2 separate regions of the Homo sapiens genome follow, and region 2 is linked to region 1. Evidence: read pairs that join two places in POLR2A ChIA-PET (ENCODE). Cell type or tissue: OCI-LY7. All regions are shown on one strand. Each heading gives the region's core, and the rest is flanking DNA. Links, peaks and the distances in the headings are about the cores only.

Region 1 (8,453 bases), core at 3,273-8,272:
TTTTGTTCCTGGCCCAGAGAGGAAGGAGATGTCAAGGTGGGTGGGGAGGTGTGGTGTCCAGGAGGGCTTGCTGGAGGAAGAGGTGCAAGAGTTGAGCCTTGAAGGCTGGTAAGGGTTTGAAAAGGTGGCAAGGGGTGAGAAGGCATTATAGGAGACAGGGACCGCATAGACAAAAACCTGGGGGAGCGCTCCAGGGTCATGCAGGGGAATGGTGGGTACATTACTCTGTTTATTCTGCTCTCCAGGGTGTGTGAATGTAGGTGACCTGGGGCTGGGGACGAGGAGACCATTCTACCCTTCCGCTGAATGGAGAGAGAAGCAAGTGTGGGGGTGGGGACGGGGGTTCAACTACATGGGGGGAGGGGGCAAGTCAGGGTCAGATGACCCTCCCGACCCGTGGGCAACTGAATTGGCTGAATCGGGCAGAGGGCTTGTGCTGTGGGAAGGGGGTGGGGTTTTGATCAGCCGTGAGAGAAATATGTGTGCACGCATGGCCTCCATGTGGCCGGCCATCCTCACACATGTCTTTGCACAAGGCTCTGCAGGTCTCACAGTTGTGAGACTGTGCACACTGCTGCAGAGCTGAGGAAATGTGATGATGTGAGACTGGGTGTGAGGAATTCTGAGTGTGAGGTTGATTGTGTGAAGTGGTGACTTTATGTACCTGGCAGCCTTGATGTCTGTGTCTGGTGGATGTAATCACAAGGCTGGGTGTGGGTGGCTTTTAAGCACGTGAGGCTGTGGCCTTTAGGGTGACAGTTGTCAGGCAGGATGGTCACACACACACAGACACACGTGATTTCTACCTGTGGTCTTCGAGGACCCAGGGTGGCTGCTGAGTAACTGCTGTGTGCTTAGTACTGGCATGAGTGCCATAGGTCCGCAAAGGTGAATCACACCGGGCCGCTGCCCTTGGGAAACAGGACGGGGGTGTGGGGTGGGAGACGGACACTTTAAGAGAGAACCACAAGTTAGCCAGGAAGAAAGACTGACTGTGATAATATGGGTATGCATAAGACACAGGGGAGGGAGTCACTGACCCTGTCATGTTCCGTGAGCGGCAGGAGTGAGTCAGCATTGACTTCCCAGAAGGACCAACCTGCCCAGGGTACTGCAAGATGAAGATGAGCTCACCCAGATCAAGCAAGTCGGGGGGTGAAGGGGAGACAGAAGACATTCTGGGCAGAAGAAACAAAGGAAGAGTATGAGCATGGGCTTGGTTATGTGGATCAGCTTGCTGTAGTCTAGGAATTGCAAGTAACCTGCTATTGCCTGTGACATTGAGGAACTTACAGGGCAGGGTGGGAGGTGAGGGGTGGGGAGACAGGCCAGATTCAGAGGGGCTTCTGAAGCTAAGAGTGGGATGCTGGCCAGAGGTGAGGGGGATTCTTGTCCTGTGCAACCCTGGGCAAGTCACTTTGACTCTCTGGGCCTCCATTTGGGTCTGTGGGATTGGATGGTTCATAAAGCCTAGTCCGTCCAGTCCATCCCAGCTCTGTGCATCTTCTGCCACCCTTGGCTAGCCACATCCATGAGTCATCGCTCTTGAGGTCAGGAGCTTCTTCCATCTAACCTCAGTCCTTCCTGCTTCCTCCCGGGTTGCTTCCTCGTTCACCCACTCCACAAATATTTACCCAGCATGCGATCCTTTGTGTGCCACTGTGGGAAGGCACGGGGAGATGAAGAATGCGAGGACTGTACCTTGAAGGGACTGCTTATAGTGCCTGGGACAGAGGGTGGGGTGGTGGTAAGAGCACGGGCTTTGTGTTCAGATACACTTTTGTTTGAATCTTGGCTCCACCAGTGCTGAGCTTCAAGGCTTTGGGCAGGTTACTTCATCTCTCTGTACCTCAGTTTCATCATCTGTGCTGTCCTCCTCAGAGAGAACAACCCAAACCTTGCAGTGTTGCTCAGCCTAGCAAAATGACAACTCAATAAATGACAACTATTATTTTTAGGGCTGCACAGCAGCAAAGCTGGGATTCAAGCTCAGGTCTTGCGCTCCCAAAGCCCGTGTATGCAGCTCAGCTCCTCTGAAGGCTGCTTTCTTCCCTGTCAGTTCCTGTGCCAAGCCAGGCTGGGCTAGGGCTTAGATCCCTGTGACACTGGGATTGGGCAGCAGAACTAGCTTGCAGAAGAAATATTGGAGGGAGAGGTGGCTGCAGTCCCCCTGCCTCCTCTCTCCCCTGCCACTGGGTCCAGTCTCCTGGCCCAGTCTGCTCCTTCCAGAACCCAAAGCCCCTGGTCCCATCCAGGTGCAATGACCTTCCTCGTCTTGTTTTCTTGTCTCTACTTCCAGTCCGTCCCGTTCCCCCCACTGCCACCTAAGTTGTCATGGGGATAGTCCTCACCATCCCTAGCTTCCTCTTGCCCTCATCTTATGATATCCATGGCAACAGCCCCCATTCGTTTCCATGACAACTGCATCCTGATCCCATCCCCTGCTGGCTGCCTGGTTCCGGGCAGTGCCAATAAAGGGAAGGAGGGAGAGAAGACCTCCCATTAGAAGCAGCATTTGAGGAGGATTAGTGCCCCTGCCATGGGCAGGCCAGCCCCAGATCCCTGTGGAACATCCTACACTGCTTCTCCCCATCTTAGTGCTTTGGCACACAAGGTTCCCTCACTCTTCATCTCTACCAACTCCTTCCAGGCAAGACCCAGTCCACAAGCTTCCTCCCCCAGGAAGCCTTCCGGGCAGCAGAGGAACTAGCACAAGCTTTGGGGTTTGAATCTCTGTCCTGCCACTTGCTAGCTCTGAGACCTTTGGCAGTCATTTCCCCTCTTGGAGTTTTTTTCTTCATCTGCAAAATAGGAATCCTAATTCTTCCCTCACGTTTGCCATGCAGATTAAATAATGTGTGGAAAATGCCTGACACAGGGAAGGTGCGCAGTAAGTGCGAGTTTATTTTTATTCTGCTCAACCACCCCCAAACAGAAGGGATCTCTCTCCTGCACTCCCCCAGCACTTCCTCTGTTCCCCAGCCCTGATAACTTTCTGCTTTGTACTGTGGTTATTTGTGTAGCATAGCTTATTTCCCCCTCTGCAGAGGATGCTCTCCAATTTCCCCCACAGAATAGCCCAGCAGACAGCGCACATGGGCGTGTGTGTGTGTGTGTGAGTGTGTGTGTGTGGTTGTGTCCGTATATGTGCATGTCTGCATGTGTTTGTGTCTATTTTCTTGTGTCTGTGGATGTGTTTTTGTTTCTAGGTTTGTCTGCCTTTGCATGTGTCTGTGTTATTGTACCTCTGCATGCATGTGTGTGAGTGTATGTGTGTGTGTGTGTGTGTGTGTGTGCACATGCAGATGTTTTGCTCCTGGCTGGGAAGAGTCCAGAGAGGGGGTGCTCCCAGACCGTTTCTGAAGTCCAGGAATCCAAAGAGGGAGTTGGTTTTGCTTGACCCCTGCACAGATGAGAAACTGAGTTGCAGAGAGGAAAAGTGACATGCACGGGCTCACACAGCTGGTCAGTGGCAGTCAGGACCTGAGCCTTGGCCTGCCCAGCGTCTTACTCTACAACAGGCTCTTTCTCTCTCTGTGTGTTTGCATGTGTGTGTATGTGTGCGAGAGAAAGAGAAGAAGAGAGATTTTCCATGTGATCAGCATGTCCCCGAGTGTTGTTCTGGGGGCTCTGACTTGAGGGATTCCACATCCCCAGTGCTGTTTCTTCAGCAGTATGTATGATGTCAGAAGCAACGCCGTCAAGCACCCTCCTTTTTTTGCCAGGCTCCCTTGTGGGAGGCTGTGCTGACAGCCTGATCTCCCTGCCACTATTCCCTTTGCAACCAAAACGGGGGTGAGCTCTCAAGGGAGGAATTGCCAAAGAGTGCAGAGCCAGGGGCAGCACGGAGCCGGGAGTGAGGAGAGGCAACAAGATGTCATGAAAAGCCTGGGCCCTGGGTTTGAATCCTAGCTTTTTTACTTAATAGCTATGTGACCTTGAGCAAGTTTATGTCACCTCTCTGAGCCTCAGTGTCTTCATCTATGAAATGAGGCTAATGGTGCCTGCCTTGGTAAGTTTCAAGAATTCAATGAGCTAAGTAGTGCCTTTGCCCTAGGAATTAGAGGTGACAACAGGGCCCTACTGCAGCCCGAGAGGAGCGGGTGTAAGACAGCCTGTGTGGAGGAGGCAGGCAGGCATGGAAAGGCATACCTGAGCAGAGCATTGAAGGCTGAGCAGGAGGTAGCCAGGTTGGGGCAATGGGGCAGAGAATATATGAGGTGGGGGTCAAGTCAGGAGAGCCATCCATGGCCACAGTGAGGAAGTTGAAGGTTATCCCATGGCTGCTGATTCCTGGAACACCCAAGTTAGATCATGTCCCTCCTCTGCTCACCTCAATCAGAGCAAAAGCCAAAGTCTTTATTGTAGGCTCATGCCCTTTCCGATTTGGCCCCCATGACCTCTCTGATCTTACCTCCTATCTCCTCTCATTCACTCTGTTCCGGCCACACTGGCCTCTTCACTGTTTCTCGAACATGCCAGACACAGTTCTACCTCCGGGCCTTTGCGCTGGCTGTACCCTCTCTCTGGACTGCTCTGCCTTTGCCATGCAACTTCCTCTCACTTCCCTCAGCACTCTGCTTATATGCCATTGCTCCAGAAAGGCCTTCCCTGAGCACCACTTCTCAAACAGCACCTTTTCGCAATCTGCTATATTTTCCTTCCTAGCACTTCACCCCTACCTGAAATGGCAGGATATATTTACTTGTTTCTTTCTTCTGTAAGCCTCCAACCTTGTGCCCCCCATAATGAGACCATTCTCTGGGTCCCAGCCACACCCATTCCCTCACTAGAACATCACCTCCCTGAGAATGTTCTCGTGCATTTTGCTCACTAGTATATTTCCAGCACCCAGCACTGTGCCTGGCATACAGAGGGTGCTCAGTTGTTGTTTGTTGAGTGAGTTATCTGGCGCTGTGGAAGGGTTTTAGTGAGAGAATGAAATAGTTAGGTTAGTACAGTTTTGTTTTTGTTTTTGTTTTTGTTTTTGAGACAGGGTCTCACTTTGTTGCCCAGGCTGGAGTGCAGTGGCAGGATCACGGCTTACCGCAGCCTTGACCTCCTGGGCTCAAGCGATTTTCCTGCCTCAGCCTCCCTAGTAGCTAGGACCACAGGCATGCGCCACCACGCCTGGCTAATTTTTTATTTTCTGTAGAGACGGGGTCTCCCTATGTTGCCCAGGCTGGTCTTGAACTCCTGGGCTTAAGTGATCCTCCTACCTCAGCCTACCAAAGTGCTGAGATTATGGGCCTGAGCCACCATGCCTGGCAATACTTTTTTTTTTGAGATGGAGTCTCACTCTGTCACTCAGGCTGGAGTGTGGTGGCACAATCTTGGCTCACTGCAGCCTCCACCTCCCGGGTTCAAGCGATTCTCGTGCCTCAGCCTCCCAAGTAGCTGGGACTACAGGGGCCCACCACCACACCTGGCTAATTTTTTGTATTTTTGGTAGAGATGAGGTTTTGCCATGTTGCCCAGGCTGGTCTTCAACTCCTGCCTTAAGTGATCCTTCCATGTCAGCCTCTGGAGTAGCTGGGATTACAAGTATAAGCCACTGTGCCCAGCTAGATTTGTACTTTTTTTTTTTTTTTTTTTTTTTTGGAGACAGTCTCACTCTATCTCCCAGGCTGGAGTGCAGTGGTGCGATGTCAGCTCACTGCAACCTCTGTCTCCTGGGTTCAAGTGATTCTCCTGCCTCAGCCTCCCAAGTAGCTGGGATTACAGGCACACCCACCATGCTCAGCTAATTTTTGTATTTTTAGTAGAGATGTGGTTTCATCATGTTGGCCAGGCTGGTCTTGAATTCCTGACCTCAGGTGATCCACCTGCCTTGGCCTCCCAAAGTGCTGGGATTACAGGCATGATCCACGGCGCCAGGCCTAGATTTGTACTTTTGGTGGTGGTGGTGGTGGTGGGTTTTGTTTGTTTGTTTGTTTGTTTGTTTTTAGACGGAGTCTCGCTCTGTCTCCCAGGCTGGAGTGCAGTGGCACAATCTTGGCTCACTGCAACCTCTGCCTCCTGGATTCAAGTGATTCTCCTGCCTCAGCAGGAGATTTCAGGCCCCCACCACCACGCCCGGCTAATTTTTGTATTTTCATTAGAGACGGGTTTTCGCCATGTTGCCTGGGTTGGTTTTGAACTCCTGGCCTCATGTGATCTGCTCGCCTCAGCCTCCCAAAGTGCTGGGATTACAGGAGTAAGCCACCACGCCCGGCCCAGATTTGTACTTTTGAAAGCTCTCACTGGCCACAGGGTGAAGAATGGGTTGGAAGAGGAGATCGGAGGCTGTGGTAAAAGTTCAGGAGAGAGTATTTCTTAGAGCAGCCTCCTGAGCACATTCATTGACTCCCTCTGGACGGCAGCTTTTATTGAGCACCTACTCTGTTCCAGGCCGTGTGCTCTGTGTTAGCTGGGAGATTATCAAATTCTCTTCCTGAGCTGGGATTCTGGGAGTCATGAACACAAATAGCTGTCATGCTTTGCCAAAGCTAACCTGTGCCATAAAAAGCAGGACAGACATGTGCTGTGTGTGGGAGCTCTGAACAGGATCAGCAATAATTTCTGGCTGGAGGCGGGATTCAGGAGGGCTTCTTAGTGGTGGCATATGACCTGAATCTTGACGGAACTAGGATGTGGGGGAATTTCTCAGATTGCAGATGGCGGAGACGATGGGGATTGCATTTCAAGTGGTAGGTACTGTATGAGCAGTTTTGGAGGTAGAAAGCAGAGGAGCATTTGGGAAAAGCAGGATGTGGGCCAGGCTGGAATGATGGGTGGATGGAATAGGGGGCTGGCAGCCAACCCTGAAGTATGGCTTAATGTTTAAGAGTGTGGGCTCTGGAGTCAGACTGCCTGGATTTGAATCCTGGCTCTATCATTAGTAGCTGTGTGACCATAGATATGTTACTTAACCTCTCTGGGCCTCAGTTTCTTTATGTGTAAAATGAAGATAAATTACAGTACCTACCTCATACGGTTGTCTTGAAGAGCAAGCAAGTTATTCAGTGTGAAGTGGTAAGAATGGTACCTAAATGTGCTAAATGGTCTATAAATATTAGCTGTTGTATCTTGGAGAAGCCTCAAATGCCAGAATAAGGGACTTGGGCTATCTCTTCTGAGCAGTGGAAGTTATAGATGATGGTTCATGCATACAGGAGACAGTTGATCAAAACTGGGCTTGAGCCGTGTGCTGGGAGGGGAGGTTTGAGAGATTAATGGGCAAGATCCTGCAGTCCTGGCAGGGAGGAGAGGAACATCTTGGATGCCGGGGGTGGGCTGAGCTGGGGCTGAACCCTGGAGTGGGGGTGATGTCAGGGCCACCGCCCCAGGCCCAGGAGGAGAGAGAATTTGGGGTGGAGAGCGAGCGATGGGTGGGAGCTCTCCCCAGGGCGGAGCCGAGCTCCACAGCGCTGCAGCCCGGGACCGGGCCTCGTGGGCGCAGCCTTCACACCACATCCAGCCCCCAGTGCAAAGCGCTCTGCTGCAAGGCTGGCAGGCCTGTTGCAGTTCCAGCTCCTGCACTGGTAGGGTCCCCCCCAGTACCTACCCCAGCCCATTTCTGCCCTTTGCCTTTGCCTCTGCCGAATAGGGGCTGGGGAGTACCCCTTCACCTGTTTACCAGCCAAGAGCCTCCAACCTTGTGCCCCCCATAATGAGACCATTCTCTGGGTCCCAGCCACACCCATTCCCCCCACAGCCTCCTCCATGCCTCACCTGCGTGTTCCTTCCCGCCCGACTCCTTCCCTGTCTTCCCCACCTCTGTGGCTCTTCACCGTGCAGGCTCGGCTCAAGGCGCCTGGGCTCTGTCGCCACCTGGGTTCCCTGGCAGCCTGGTTGCCATGGCACCATGGGAGCAGTTCTGGTGGAACAACAGCTCTGGGAAACCAGGGCAGGCAAGACCCGGGGCCCAGCTCCTGCCACGCGTGGAGACTCCCCTGCCCCCTTCCCCCAGCTGAGCAGAGGAGGCCATGAGGAGAAAAAGGAAGCTGCCCCGCAGGGCTGCTCTTTACCTGTGAGGATGCTGGATGGGAGGCGCCTCCCACTGTTGCTGCTCGCCCTGCCCTGCTGCTGGCCCTGCCCTCGCAACCAGGGAACCCTGGGAACTGGCTTGGCCTGGCCCGGAGTCCAGGCACCAGGGGGCAGGGGCCAGGCTGCAGGGGACAGGGCTGGGCGGATGAGGGGAGAGCTGTGTGCAGGGGTGGGCCTCACACAGCTGGGACAGGGCTGGGAGGGGGTGGCGCTTTGAAGGAGCTAGTCTGGGGTGGTGCTGGGAATCGGACTGGGAGGGAAATCACAGCGAGCACTGCGTTGGGGACAAGGCCAGGAGGGGATGGAGCTGTAAGGGGAAGAGGTCTGTGGGGAGGGGTGGAGCTGTGAGGGGGCAGAAGAAAGGGCATGAGGAGACAAGACTGGGAGGAGAGTGGTCTAGGGGAGAAGGCTGTGAGGGGTGAGGA
Region 2 (8,714 bases), core at 3,715-8,714, 430 kb before region 1:
GAGCTTGCTGGGAAACAGGTTTTGGGGTGTGGCTTCTCAGACAGACACAATTGCTTGGGATTCTACACCCTGGGAGTGGTAGCACTACAGAAGAGCGTGCAAGTAAAGCCAAAAGGAGAGCCTGCTCCATGGTGCTGGTCCCAAATTCTGTTCTTGTGTGGAATTTTCCAGGATTTCTAGGAGCAATATCATCCCTACCATTTTCTGTATGGCCCACACTACTGATGTCCTACCCAATGGCCATCCTTCACTTTCTTCCTCCCTCATAGAGACCCCATTTTTGTTCTCACATAGGGCAACACTGTACATCAAGGGAGCAGGGATTCTCAAATGAAGACCTACAAAATACAAGCCCCAAATTTGTATTAGCTTCAAAAGACATAACAATTACTCAATTTGTTATACAAGTTTCTAAATGTGTATTCTCAACTTCTGTATTCAGCTTGTCACAGTCTGTTAACCAACAGTTTACAGACTAGCACCAGTCCAGGGACCACACAATGAGTGGCACTAGTCTGAGCTAACTAATCATGATAATTCTATTTCCCTTGCCAAATGATTGGTTTAGGCATGGGCGTGAGACACAATTTCTGGCCAATAAGAGGGGATATCTACTGGGGGCATAGGGAAAGTTTCTCTTGGTCTTAATAAAGGACACATAACAGTTATGTTCTTTCTTCCAGACTCTTAATGCTTTTGTATGGCCTTGGGATACCTGAGTACCTATGGATGTCTTGTAATCATAAGGTGAAGGACTAATAGGCTGAAGATAGTGGAACCAGATGGAAGGAAACTAGGTCCTTAGTGACATTGCTGGGCTGCTGAATTACTTGCCCTGGAATCCCTCTATAGCTGGACTTATGGGAAATAATAAAATACTGTGTGTTTGGCTTTGCTATTATTTGTAACTGAAAGAATTCTAATGATGCACCTTGTAGAACAAGACAGGGTTAACTGGATTGAGCACAGAGGCTTACCTGTACTAAGGATATTTTACAGTGAGCTTAGCATTCCCAGAAGAAATTGTAAGGGTAAAAACATGGTTAGATAAACCTAAAGTTGTGTACTGACCTACAAGACATAGCAGGTGTCATTCTAATTATAGCATCATTTCCTGTACTTTTATCAATACAGTAAATTTGACGTTTTGTGTATAGTTCCAAGAATTTTAACACATGCATAGATTAATGTAACCACCACCACAATCAGGATACAGAAAAGTTCTATCACCTCCAAAAACTTAATCTTATTATTGCTTTGAATTCGTATGCCTCCATGCCTAATCTCTGACCTGTTCTCTATCACTATAGTTTGTCTTCTGAAAAAATGTCATATAAATAAAAACATACAGGCCGGGTGTGGTGGTTCATGCCTGTTATCCCAGCAATTTGGGAGGCCGAAGGGGGCAGATTGTTTGAGGTCAGTAGTTTAAGACCAACCTGGCCAACATGGTGAAACCCTGTCTCTACTAAAAATACAAAAATTAGCCAGGCATGGTGGCACACGCCCGAGTCCCATCTACTCGGGAGGCTGAGGCACAAGAATCTCTTGAACCGGTAGGCAGAGGTTCCAGTGAGCCAATATCATGCCACTGCACTCCAGCCTGGGCAACAGAGCGAGACTCCATCTCAAAAAAAAAAAAAAAAATTAGCCTAGCGTGGTGGCGCGTGCCTGTAAGTCCCAGCTACTGGGGAGGCTGAGGCAGGAGAATCGCTTGAATCTGGGAGGCGGAGGTTGTAGTGAGCCGAGATTGTGCCATTGCACTCCAGCCTGGGCAACAAGAGTGAAAGTCCCTCTCAAAAAAAAAAAAAAAAAAAAAAAAAGAAAGTTCCAGATTTTCCCCTATGTTTTCTTATAGTTTTGTGATTTATATTCAGATCTATGCTCCATTTTGAGTTAATTTCTGTATAAGGTGTGAGGTTTTGATCAAGATTTGTATGAGTCCATTTATGCATTCTCTATTCTGTTATGTTAGTCTATATGTCTGTCTCTTCTCCAAAACCGTACTGTCTTGATTACTGCAGTTATGTGGTAAGTCTTAAAATCAGGTATAGCAGTGTGATTCCTCCAACTTTATTAATCTTTTCAAAATTGCTTTGGCTATTCTTGTTCTTTTGCCTTTCCATGTAAAGTTTAGAGTCGATATATATCCACAAAAGATCTTGCTGGGATTTTAATAGGAATTGCATGAAGCCTATAGATCAACTTAGAGAGAACTGACATCTCTAATATGTTAAGTGTTCTAGTCCCTGAATACGGTCTATCTCTCCATTTATTGAGGACTTCGGAGATTTCTTTCATCAGCATTTTGTAGTTTTCGGCATAAAGGTCCTGTACACGTTCTGTTAGATTTTTACCTAAGCATTTTATTTTTGGGGAGCTATTACAAATAGTATTGTTCATTGCTAGGATAAAGAAATGTGATTGATTTCTGTGTGTTGACTTTGTATCCTGCAACCTTGCTAAATTCATGTATTAGTTCTAGGGAAGTGTGTGTGTGTGTGTGTGTGTGTGTGCGTGCGCACGCTATTTGGGATTTTCTGTGTAGACAGTCATGCCATCTGTGAATACGGATGGCTTCATTTTCCTTTCCTCTTTTCTCCTCTCCCTTCCTAACTACCTAGAGTTAAGATACCTAGGTTGGACAACATATGAGGATGAGGGATAAGTAGAGTTGTAATACGTCATCTCCAAATTGTTCAAGTTGATTAACAGTCACTCTACAAGGAGATAAAAATATTATGTGCAGATCATGTGATTGTATACTATGAAAAATAAAAAGCAATACTAAAAATTTAAGAATAATAAATACTACAAAAATACCAAATACTTACTGAAGGCCAGGAACAGTTCTAATCATTGTACATAAATGAACTTATCCGGTAATCACAACCCTATGAGGTGGGTACTATTATCCCCATTTTACAGAAGAGGAAACTATGAATGGCAGAGCTGGGCTCAAATCCAGCTCCAGTGCTGGCACTCTTAACTATTACACAATGGAACAGAAGATTCTACAAATGCATCCCAAAATGTCAGGGAATTTAGTATTTGATAAAGGGGGCATTTTAAGTTAATGAGTGAAATGTCAACTATTCAATAATTATGAAGAACAATTGGATAGATTTTGAGAAAAAAATAAAGTTGGAATCCTACGTTTGTACTACACGCCAAAATAATACCCACATGAGACAAATATTGAAATGTAATATTCAAAACCATAAAGGCGTTAGAAGAAAACATAGATGAAGAGTTTTCTAGTCTTGAAGTGGGCAAAGCCTTTCAGAACACAGCACTTAAACCAGCTACTATAAATAAATGAAATGATAACAAATTTGATTATATAAAGGATGTTAAACTTGTATGTTCTAAGAAACAGCTTTATAAGGTTAAAACACAAACAAAAAAATGAAGAAAATATTTATGACAGGAAGACAAGAGTATTATCCGTGATATAAAAAGAGCTATTCCAACTCAACAACAAGACTATTCAACAAAAAACATGGGCAAAATGTACAAACAAGCTATACATTTAGAAGAAGAAGAATACAAATGGCCAAGAAACTAATTAAAAGATATTCAACCTCGCCAAAAATCAAAGATATGAAAATGAAAAGAATGACATATCACTTTGTAAGTATCAGATTACCAAAGAAAAAAATTAGTGAAAATGCACAGCTCTGGCAAGGGTATGGGGGCGGAAGGCACTCTCATACTTGGGTACTACAAATATAAATTCGCGTAATCTCTTTTGGAGGGCAATTTGGCAATATCTATCCAATTGTAAAATGTGCATTCCCTTTGCAGGAATTCAATTTCTATTTATTTATTTATCTTATAGGAGTACAAACATGTGTAAAGCTATTACTACAAGAATGTTTATTTCAGCACTCTCCATAATAATGAAAACTCAGTAACAATCCAAAGGAATATCTACCCTATGTGAATAATTTAAAACTAAGGAAAATATGTTATGTATTGGCGTGTTAAGGCACTCATAATCTGTTGTTACCTCTATTTATTTCTGAGTAGCCTCAGGGGATTTCTTATAGGACAACTGTTACTTAATTTGCACAGCTTTCTAACCTGTAAAATGGGCATAATCGCATCAAAAATATTTATCGAACAGATATAATTGCCAGGCACTATAATAGGTGCTGGTGTATGAGTAGGAAAAAAAACAGGCTTGGTCCCTGCCTCTGAGGAGCTCACTGTTCAGTGTAGAGGTGTGAGGTGTGTGTGTGTAGGGTGGTGAGGAACAGATATTAATCACACAACTGTACAATTGTTTTGGGTGGTTTGGGAGGAAAATAGCAGAGTACTATGAACGCGTATTACAGTGGACCTTGATCCAGTTTTGGCGGGGCGGCGGGGGTCAAGGAAGGCTTCCCTGAAGCAATATTTAATTTTTTTAAAAAAAGCAAGTGATGGGCCAGGCACTGTGTAAGTGCCAGCTCCAGAGATCAATTAAAAAGAATAAGGTAAACGTATAGACACTGACAGAAAGAATTTCAAGAATGCATTGTCAATAAGGCAAGTTGTAAAACTTAAATATATCTTTATTTCTCCTTTTTTGGTTTAAAAAATCTGCATTGTAATATAGGTGTAAATGTATATATAGAAAAAGTTCTGAAAGAATATACATCATGCCATTAACTCTATTCGAATAATTTGTGGATTTGTCTGATCTTCTGTAATCAGTTAAAAAAAAAGATATTTACATATACAAAAATGACAGCATGAATATTAGAAAAATTGGTATTCAGGCTGGGCACAGTGGCTCACACCTGTAATCCCAGCACTTTGGGAGGCTGAGGTGGGTGGATCACTTGAGGTTAGGAGTTCGAGATCATTCTGGCCAACATGGTGAAACCCCATCTCTACTAATAATACAAAAATTAGCCGGGTGTGGTGGCACATGGGCCTGTAATCCCAGCTACTAAGGAGGCCGAGGCAGGAGAATCGCTTGAACCAGGGAGGCAGAGGTTGCAGGGACCCGAGATTGCACCACTGTACTCCAGCCTGGGTGGCAGAGTGAAACTGTGTCCTGTGTCTCAAAAAAAAAAAGAAAGAAAGAAAGAAAAATAGTATTCAAGGAAAAAAAAAACTTTAAACAGGGTAAAGAGAGATACTGAAGAGTTTGAGGTGACAGTGAGCTATGATTGTGCCACTGCACTCTAGCTCTAGGCACCAGAGTGAGATCCTGTCTCTAAAAAAAGAAAAAAAGAGACTATCTACCAAGACTATCTTCTGTCATAAACATACATAGCAACCAATATTCCATTAAATGTATGAAGAAAACAGTTATAAAAGCACATAAATTGTACGCTATAAAGTTTTTAAAAATGCCTATGCAACTCTTGCCAAGATTGATCAGGTACTGAATCATAAAAGAAAGCACAATGCATTTCCAATAGTAGAAATAATAAAAGTCACATTAATGGAACACAGTGCAGTACAGCTAACCTCTAACCACAAAAACATCCAGATAAGAAAAAATTTGAGTCACCTCACAAAGAAAATACTTCTAAATATCTCATGGTCAAAGAAGAAATCAAACCTAAAATTATAAACTAGAAATTAATAAGAATGAGAGCACTTCATATGAAGTAAAACACTGAAAAAAATAAACTTAGAGAAAACTGGAGGAAGATATTAATAAACATTAAAGCTGAAAATAATAACTTAAGTAGAGAATGGGAAAAATGGTAGAACAGAAAAATAAATCTAAGAAATAGTTCTTTGAAAATATCAACAGAATAAACTCTGGAGAGTTTAGTTACATGAGAAAGAGAAATGCATACAAATAAGATGGCTTGATTGGTGGATAGATAAATGACATATATGTAGTAAAGTTATAACAAAACATGGTAAAATCAATGTGGTGGGTATACAGATGTAAAATTCTTTCAACGTCGTATGTTTGAAAACTTTCATAATAAAATAGATAAAAATCTCTTGGGGCACAGTGCGGTGGCTCACGCCTGAAACAACACTTTGGGAGGCTGAGGCAGATTGGAGAGGATTGCTTGAGCCCAGGAGTTTGGGACAAGGCTGGGCAACATAGTGAGACCTCATCTTGTTCCCCACTCCCCCCTCCCCCCCCAAAAAAAATTAGCCAGGCATGGTGGCTTGCACTTGTAATCCCAGCTATTCAGGATGCTGAGGCAAGAAGATCCCTTGAGCCCAGGAGATCGAGGCTGCAGTGAGCCATGATCATGCCACTGCACTCCAGCCTGGGAGACAGAGTGAGACTGTCTCAAAAAAAAAAAGAAAGAAAGAGAAAGAAAGAAAAGAAAGAGAGAGAGAGAGGAAAGAAAGAAAGAAAGAAAGAAAGAAAGAAAGAAAGAAAGAAAGAAAGAAAGAAAGAAAGAAAGAAAATACTCCTTAGCTAATAATCAGGGAAATGTAAATAATGAGACATTTTTCACCCATTATATTGGCAAAATATTAAAATGATTGGTTAATATCGAGTCCGGGTAAGAATTTAGGGAAATGCTAATTCTTACTCACTGCTAGTGGAGGTATAAACTGAAATAGTCGTTCTACGTGGCAATTTGTCATTTGACATTATGTATTAGAATTTCAAAATGTGCTATCTTTGGGCAGAGAATAGTGGCTCACGCCTGTAATCCAAGCACTTTGGTAAGCCGAGGCAGGAGGATCACTTGAGCCAAGGAGTTTGAGACCAGCCTGAGCAACGTAGTGATACCTCATCTCTACAAAAAATACAAAAATTAGCCAGGCGTGATAGCACACGCCTATAGTCCCAGTTACTCGAGGGAAGACTGAAGTGGGATGATTGCTTGAGGTGGGAGGATCGCTTGAGCCTTGGAGGTCAAGGCTGCAGTAAGCCCTAATCGCACCAGTGCACTCCAGCCTGGGTGACAGTGAGACACTATCTTAAAAAAAAAAAATGTGTGCTACCTTTATCCAACTATTTCATTTCTCCATGTTTATCTCACAGAAATATTTTAGCATCTGCAGAAAAAAGCATGTACAAGGAATTTTATTGCAGCATTGTTAACAGTAAAAAAAAAACCCCACTGTAATAGTCAAAGATTGAAAATAACATGTGTTTATCCATAGATGAATGATTACAGTATATTCATTCAATGGAATACTATGCAGTAGGTAAGATAAATGAGGTAGATTTATATATATTGACATGGAAAGATCTTCAAGCTACATTAAGTGAATAAAGCAATTAACATAACAATACATAAAAAGGATGCTATTTATTTTTTAAATGAAAAACAAAAACAAAGCCATGCTTTTCTATTTGTGTATATGAATGTAAGGGGAACTTTAAATTTATCCGTGTTTTACAATAATCATGTGTAATTAGGAAACCAATTTTAAAATGAAAAAAGAACAACCGAAGTTAATTACATGCTAAAGAAAGTATAGCTTCATGTTGCCACTAAATGTTACAGATGGGCCGGGTCTTTCGCCTGTAATCCCAGCGCTTTGGGAGGCCGAGGCGGGTGAACTGCTTGAGCCTAAGAGTTTGAGACCAGCCTGGCAACATAGTGAGACCCCGCCTCTACAAAAAATAAAAAGTTATCCAGGCGTGGTGGCGCATACCTGGAGGCCCAGCTACTTGGGAGACTGTAGGCAGGCAGGAGGATCCTTGAGCCCAGGAGGTCGAGGCTGCAGTGAGTCGTGACCGTGCCACTGCACTTCACCCTGGGTGACAGAGTGATGCTTTGTCTCAAAAAAAAAAAATTGTAAAAATATTCAATGAAACAGTGTATCTCGAAGGGGCCCTGTACATCTCCTGAGATCATATACAAAATTTTATGTGTAAGTATATATTGGGGTGGGGGACCCATTCATTAGATTCTCAATTCGAGGGATGAACCACTGCTCTGGAGGGCTGGAATTAGAGAAGTGGAGGGTATAATCACAGTTTTTATTTCCTCGATGTCTCAGGAGTTCTTTTAATAGTGCTTTTGTCTTTAAATACTAAATTAATACATACTTTTTATTAAAAATTGAAACCTTATCGAAGTAGCTAGAGTTCCAAGTCAAAGTTCTTCGCCCCTCCAATGTCGTCCGCAGCCCACAATAATTAAGTAGGGTTAACAGGTGATCTCCCACCAGGTCCTTTTTATTCCCATGTATTTACAGATGCAGATCCTCTACAGGATCCTTGTCAATCGCACTGCCGTTCCAAATAATTAAAGGAGGAAAAAAGAATGTTTATTGAGGGCTTACTATGTGCCTGAAGTGTTTTAAGGGTTTGCTCGCGTGAACTCTGGGTGGTCGGCTTCCCACGTCGTCTCCCACCCTCCGCTCTGGGTCCAGCCTTGCCCTCTTGCCCCACACTCCCCATTCTTCACAAGGCATCTGGCGAGGTCGTTAATTTTTAAAGGTAAATCAGATCAAATCATGTTCCCTTCCGCGGCTTCCACCGTGCCTCGAATCAAATCCCAATTCTTAGCGACCCTATCATCCTCTATGGTTGCATTTACTGGGCCTTGGGTAGCTCAGGCGCGGTCCCCTGCAAGGGACCCGACTTCACCGCGGAGGGAGCTCCCTCCCGAGGGGCAGGGGCGGGGCTTCGCTTGCGGTGGGTGGAGCCCCAAATCGAGTTTGAGCTGAGCCGAAGCGAGGAGGCTTTCGACTGAGGGCTAGCGAGGGGAGCAGGGCTGGAGCAGGGCTGGAGCAGGGCTGGAGCAGGGCTGAAGCAGGGCTGAAGCAGGGCCGCG

The links. Peaks named below come from ENCODE experiments on the same cell type or tissue, not always from the same donor. Only the 100,000 strongest peaks of a DNase experiment are listed, where the experiment ranks them.
Region 2: POLR2A ChIA-PET joins it to region 1 with 22 read pairs; 2 of 35 experiments call an interaction of 5 or more read pairs at or near these places.

What each region holds. Positions count from the first base shown.
Region 1 is chrX:53,256,336-53,264,788 of GRCh38, reverse strand. The region is part of intron 2 of IQSEC2 (IQ motif and Sec7 domain ArfGEF 2); the gene reads left to right. Among named protein-coding and RNA genes, the nearest start is that of KDM5C, 35 kb to the right of the region's middle. RefSeq lists an enhancer at 7,533-8,128. In OCI-LY7, for the core only: no CTCF peak of the experiment used is centred there; no DNase peak of the experiment used is centred there.
Region 2 is chrX:53,686,633-53,695,346 of GRCh38, reverse strand. It overlaps HUWE1 (HECT, UBA and WWE domain containing E3 ubiquitin protein ligase 1), which reads left to right and starts at 8,628. Exons shown (of 84, transcript NM_031407.7): 1 at 8,628-8,714. RefSeq lists silencers at 8,447-8,621, 8,695-8,714. In OCI-LY7, for the core only: no CTCF peak of the experiment used is centred there; a DNase peak (open chromatin) is centred at 8,596; H3K4me3 peaks cover 642 bases; H3K27ac peaks cover 391 bases.